2 separate regions of the Homo sapiens genome follow, and region 2 is linked to region 1. A link is a contact called in ENCODE Hi-C or POLR2A ChIA-PET data. All regions are on one chromosome and are shown on one strand. Each heading gives the region's core, a stretch centred on a gene start or an enhancer-like site at or near the end of the contact. The rest is flanking DNA. Distances are from core to core; before and after follow the strand shown. Region 1 overlaps PCDH7 (protocadherin 7). Region 2 overlaps PCDH7 (protocadherin 7).

Evidence for each region. A loop is a pair of places that touch in the nucleus more often than their neighbours do. ChIA-PET counts read pairs that join two places held with the same protein, here RNA polymerase II (POLR2A). Pooled maps may share reads with other maps.
Region 2: a pooled map shows a loop between it and region 1 (2.3-fold over the local background). The contact joins two enhancer-like sites. A Hi-C loop is called at or near these places in 4 of 168 maps with a recorded cell type or tissue (HCT116, heart right ventricle, naive thymus-derived CD4-positive, alpha-beta T cell and 1 more) and 2 of 50 pooled maps. POLR2A ChIA-PET finds 5 or more read pairs at or near these places in 4 of 52 experiments (HCT116, MCF 10A, PC-9 and 1 more).

Annotation. Positions count from the first base shown.
Region 1 is chr4:30,762,124-30,764,823 of GRCh38, reverse strand. The region is part of intron 1 of PCDH7 (protocadherin 7); the gene reads right to left. Among named protein-coding and RNA genes, the nearest start is that of PCDH7, 43 kb to the right of the region's middle. Within about 2 kb of position 1,313, at least 4 of the 41 ENCODE cell types and tissues checked have a DNase peak (open chromatin) inside an H3K27ac peak, as active enhancers do; they include HCT116, where a contact is called at or near this core.
Region 2 is chr4:30,801,301-30,804,018 of GRCh38, reverse strand. All of the region lies in intron 1 of PCDH7 (protocadherin 7), which reads right to left. Among named protein-coding and RNA genes, the nearest start is that of PCDH7, 82 kb to the right of the region's middle. Within about 2 kb of position 1,283, at least 2 of the 41 ENCODE cell types and tissues checked have a DNase peak (open chromatin) inside an H3K27ac peak, as active enhancers do; they include HCT116, where a contact is called at or near this core.

The DNA of each region.
Region 1 (2,700 bases), core at 64-2,563:
GCTTGAACCAGGGAGGGGGAGGTTGTAGTGAGCTGAGATCGCGCCACTGTGCTCCAGCCTGGTGACAGAGCAAGTCTCTGTCAAAACAAACAAACAAACAAACAAACAAACAAACACCAAACATATAATCAGGTCAATTGTGTGCATTAGGTAGAATTAGACTTAGGTCTTCATCTCATATACCAATAAAGATCTAGTGAAACCTAAGGCTGGTATTTCAAAGTTAACACAGTGCATTTACAAACTTCGTTTCTTTCAATGTCATATAAAGATTTAACAGTAACATTTATTTTCACATGTTTGGGTAATCTTCAGTCAAGAATTGACTAGGCACTGTTGCATAAATAAATATCTTGGGATAAATGATAAATGATAAACAGTTTATAAAACTATATTCCTGAACCACTACTTAAAGTTAGATACAAGGATGGCTCGTTGATGCTAATGGAAATTAAAACTATATGGTAAAGTACCCATTAAGCATACGTTTAACCATTTGTGTGGTTAAACGCATTGCACCTTGATCTGAATTCTTGCAGAATACATGAAGACTCATTATCATTACAAATACTACATATGCTGGGTCAGGGCCATCTGATGTCAATGAAGTGTGTGTAACTTTACGAATCCAGGTAAGGATTCTCTCCTGGACACATATTTTCCTTACATATGGGTATCATTTACTACTGAAATTGAAATATGTATGTCTTACTAATGCCTGAAAGATTAGGATCTTTCAAATCCTAATTGGCTGCTTTAACAAAGTTAAGAGTAGGAAAGTAAGTATATTTAGTACAGTCATAGATTAAATGAAAAGAAACAAGCTCCGAGTGAGGATTTAGACATCAGTGAATTATGTGAGATTTCCTACATACATTTGGTAGCACCTCTTTCAGTTGCTCAGTGCTCTTTTTAGCTTGTTTCTCAGTTTCATTTTCATTCCAAATAGTAAAGGTTACACAGTGAATTAATGTTCAAAATGTGTAAATATATCAAAATGCAAGTAAGTATTTATAGTAAAGTAAGAAGAAACGGAAGACGATACACAAACGACTAGGATGTGAACAGTGTAATCTTCCTTTTTCTCTTTCCAAATGGTAGCTTAAGATATTGAGACCCTATTTCATCATTAATGAAAAGGGATTTGAGAAATACTGAGATCAAAAACAAAACGGATCCTGAAATCCCAGGCTAACAGAGCACTGTGGGATTATATTTCCTACTTCTGACTAGACAGCTATACCCATGAGGTAACAGCTGAAGCTAGTGAAACACTGATTTACTGACTTGTAATGAATGTACCTCAATGTTGAGAAGTTTCTAAGCCTCCGTGTTTATCTTACATATAAGTAGATGATTTTATATGGCCAATTTAAGAGAGCTGTTGACATTCGAAATAATTTCCCCTGCATTGTTTAGATAAAGATCACTGTGGTGAATCATCTATGAAAAATTGTAACTGTAGTTAGACTTTATAGCAATATGTTTCTGAGAAATCTTACTCATTGACTAATCAATATACAGTCAGAATTAGAAAATAAAGATTTAAAAATAATACAGCCATTTTAGGCTAAATATATTTATTTATGCTTTTATTTTTTTGAGACGGAGTTTCACTCTTGTCCCCAGGCCGGAGTGCAATGTGCAATGGCAGCTCACTGCAACCTCTGCCTCCCAGGTTCAAGCGATTCTCCTGCCTCAGCCTCCTGAGTAGCTGGGATTACAGGCTAATTTTGTATTTTTAGTAGAGACGGGGTTTCACCATGTTGGCCAGGCTGGTCTTGAACTCCTGGCCTCAGGTGATCCGCCCGCCTAGGCCTCCCAAAGTGCTGGTATTGCAGGCATGAGCCACCATGCCTGGCCTAGGCTAAATATATTTATATTTAAATTGCTGTTTGCCATTTACCTCTGCCCATCTCATTGGAGTGAGTAAACAAGTTTGGGATGTTCTGATTGTATGTCCATTCTAATGACAGATAAATAAGCATCCAGTAAACTTATAATTATTGGGAGAAATACCATGTTTGTTTGATTTTGTGTTTGCTTTAATTCCACATTTTACAACTGGCTTTACAGTTATAAAGCACTTGCTGCCTTACTCTGAAGATCTAATGCAATCCAGTCCAAGACAGTAATAATAGAAGACTAATGCTTTCCATTTAAACTAATATTTTCTTTGGTCTTTGAAAATCCTCAAGGGGTAAACTATTTTAATTTAATAGCTTCAATCGATCTTCAAATATTCAGCAATATTAAAAGCAAAGGGAATCCTTTTTTTTAATCAGCCAAGTTAGAACTAAAATAAATGAAGATTTCATATCATGAGTTCAGGAAGCAAGGGAAAAGAAGAGTAAATAACTTCCGACAAATAACCTTCTTTGAACGAATGATAATATGTTAAGAGTCTTGCTCTTGAAAAACTGAAGCTCTTATAGTTTTATTGCATATTGGATCAGTTTAGTTATTTATCTAATCATTCATATATTTAAAACAATGAATAATCATCCTTAAATGATCTTTTATATTATTTGTTATAATGTTTCCTATTGCCTCAGGGGAAAAAATGCGAATTTTAAGAAATACAAAATTGCTAAGAAAAAAACTACTGGTGTAAAGTTTCAGCATTTTAATAACACACAGCTTTTATAGCCGATTCTCCCAAGCATTCCATTCCAAGGGTGCTTATTTCAATTCTAGGAA
Region 2 (2,718 bases), core at 34-2,533, 39 kb before region 1:
GATGAAGAGGATCAGAACCCTTATAAAAGGGCTTGAGAAAACTGGTTAGTTTAAGTTTTATTCACATAGATTTCACTATATGCTAGAATACTGCTAAAAATAGTAATTTTTTGTCCCTCTTGGAAGTGGGACATTCTCTTGGATTTCCCCTTTCAATTCCAGGACATTGTTCCACTGCTTTATTTCAGTAAGTCTTACATTTACAAGGTCCAAACAATCAAACCTTCTAGCTGTCTTCTAAATCTAGTCATCCACAGTACTACATCAGTGTATTTGCATGTGCTATGCACAGTGGCTTATGCCTGTAATCCCAGCACTTTGGGACACCAAGGCAGGAGGATGGTTTTAAGTCAAGAGTTCAAGGCCAGCCTGGGTAACAGCAAGACCCTGTCTCTACAAAAAGTAAAAAATAAATTACTTGGGCATAGGGATATGCACCTGTAGTCCCAGCAGTGAGGAAGGCTGAAGCAGGAGGATCTCTTGAGCGCCGGAGTTTGAGGTTGCAGTGAGCCATAATGATGCCACTGCACCCCTGCTTAGGTGACAGAGCAAGACCCTGTCTCTAAGAAAAAAAAAATGCACTTGAATAACTTGGCAGCTGGTGTTTTATTGTTGCTTTTGTTGTTTCTATTGTTTTATCTTCTATAAATCATCACCATTCTCAATGACTTTGATGACATATTCCCCTATTTAGGTTTGAAATTCTTTTGCCTTATATTTCAGTGACAGTCACTTCTACTCAGCTTTGGCAATCACACTCACAGATACAAAATGGGCTGTTTTGAAACAAAAAAATGCTCTACTGTAATATCTAAAATTGTGAAATTTTCCTCTCTCATCACCTATCCCACTCACTCATGCTCACAAAACCTCCTCTTAAGCTTCAAAGGCTAATGACCTCCATGGCTTCACTCTTCCCTGAATTGGCAGTGTCTAATCCTTCCTGGCTTCACTTCCTTCTCTCCCTAATTTTGATCCCCCTGATAAACCATTTTCAACACACTTTCATGGGTGCAATTGATTTCTTCCCTTCTTTAACCTTCTCTCGCAGCTGCCTTGCCAATCCCATTACCAAATCAGTCCTACCATCTGTTTGCTCTCCTCCTCCTCCTGGGCTGCCAAGAGTTCCTGAGAAAATTGAATAACCATGCTGATTGACTCTGCTACAAATTTATGATTTCCGATGTCAGCTGAACCTTCAGAGCTGCTCAGCAGCCCTATTACTCATTCCTACTTGGCTGGTCTTCCCATTCCACACAGCAGCTGTTCCCACCACACCCTCCTCAGATCCCCACCCTTATCCTCATTCCCCTCAACCTCAACACATGATTTCCCCTCTTACTGCTGAAAATATTGAGCCTATCAGTTGTGAACCCCTTCCGCTTCCCTCCTCTATATCTCCAAATTTATCTGCATCTTTATTCATCTGGATCTCATTTTGCATCTCAAAAGAATCCTTATTCTTTTGTCCATCTGACTTTTTGATTCCACTCCTTCCTGCCTCTGACAGGATCTTGTTTCATCCATGTACTTTCTCCTTCCTGTTCAACCTCTAACTTTTTTTCAACCCACAAACCTACCAAATTTTCCTATTTTGTAAAAGAGATCATCCTTCCTCTCTTCCACTGCCGAACTGCTCTTTCCTTTTCTTTCCTGCATAAATTCTTGGCAAAGAATTTACTTAAAATTGGCTCCATAAAACTTGATGTATTATTAATAATTTTCTTGCCTGGCTACCATACTGATGAAACTATTAGAAATGCTATATAAAATAGCCTTTTCTCACTTCAGTTTTCTTGATCTGAATGATGGAGTTTGGCTTTGATATGAATTCATTCACTTACTAACCTGCGTGAATTTGAGCAAGTTACTTAATTACCCTAAGATTTGGCACCCTCACATTTAAGTTGAAGATCCATGAGTCACTTTTACACAATACAATTTTAACATACTCTTGTATTCTACTTTCTTTTGATAAGGACACCCTGCTTTCCCTTGAGCAAATTACTTTTCACCCACGGAATTTAGCCTGGTAGGACTGTTAGTCAAAAAATGTTACCCTTCTCTAACCAAAAGGTTGGCTAGTTTCTCCAACAGGACATTTCAGCAGCATTCTCTCTCTGGAATCTAAATAGTGAGCATAGGAATTAAATAAATTAACATAATTGGATTTAAGTCATTCCAGCAGTAGTGTTTGAAAGAGACAGTTTACCTGTTCCTATTAACTTCTCAATTTACTTCTACCCTCTGGAGCTGGAATACACCTTTTTCTTTCCTGCACATGTTTCTTCATCCTCCAGTATGACCTTGTGAGTTCCACTTCATGATTCATGAAGCTTTCTTTGGTTTAAAATATTAAGTGATAAACTTGAGTTCTATTTCTTTAAAACAAAATATGCTATTAGGATTAAATAAGATAATTTGTGTAATATCTTTAGTTTAAAGACTAGTGGCCTAGCAGGGATTGAATTGATTTTTATTATTATTGTTGCTTTTGATATTATTATTAGTATGTTGACTCCATGTATACTGAAACACTCCTTCTTTCCTTTCTATCACAATTTTCCCCTGATTCTAAGTTTACTTCATTGGCTTTTCTTTTATGCTCTCCTTCCATGGCTTATCAAGATTAGCATTCTGCCTTCTGTTTTTACTCTCTATATGCATATATTCACTGGGTATTTCATTTACTTGCATGGAGTCACCTATCACTAAGTG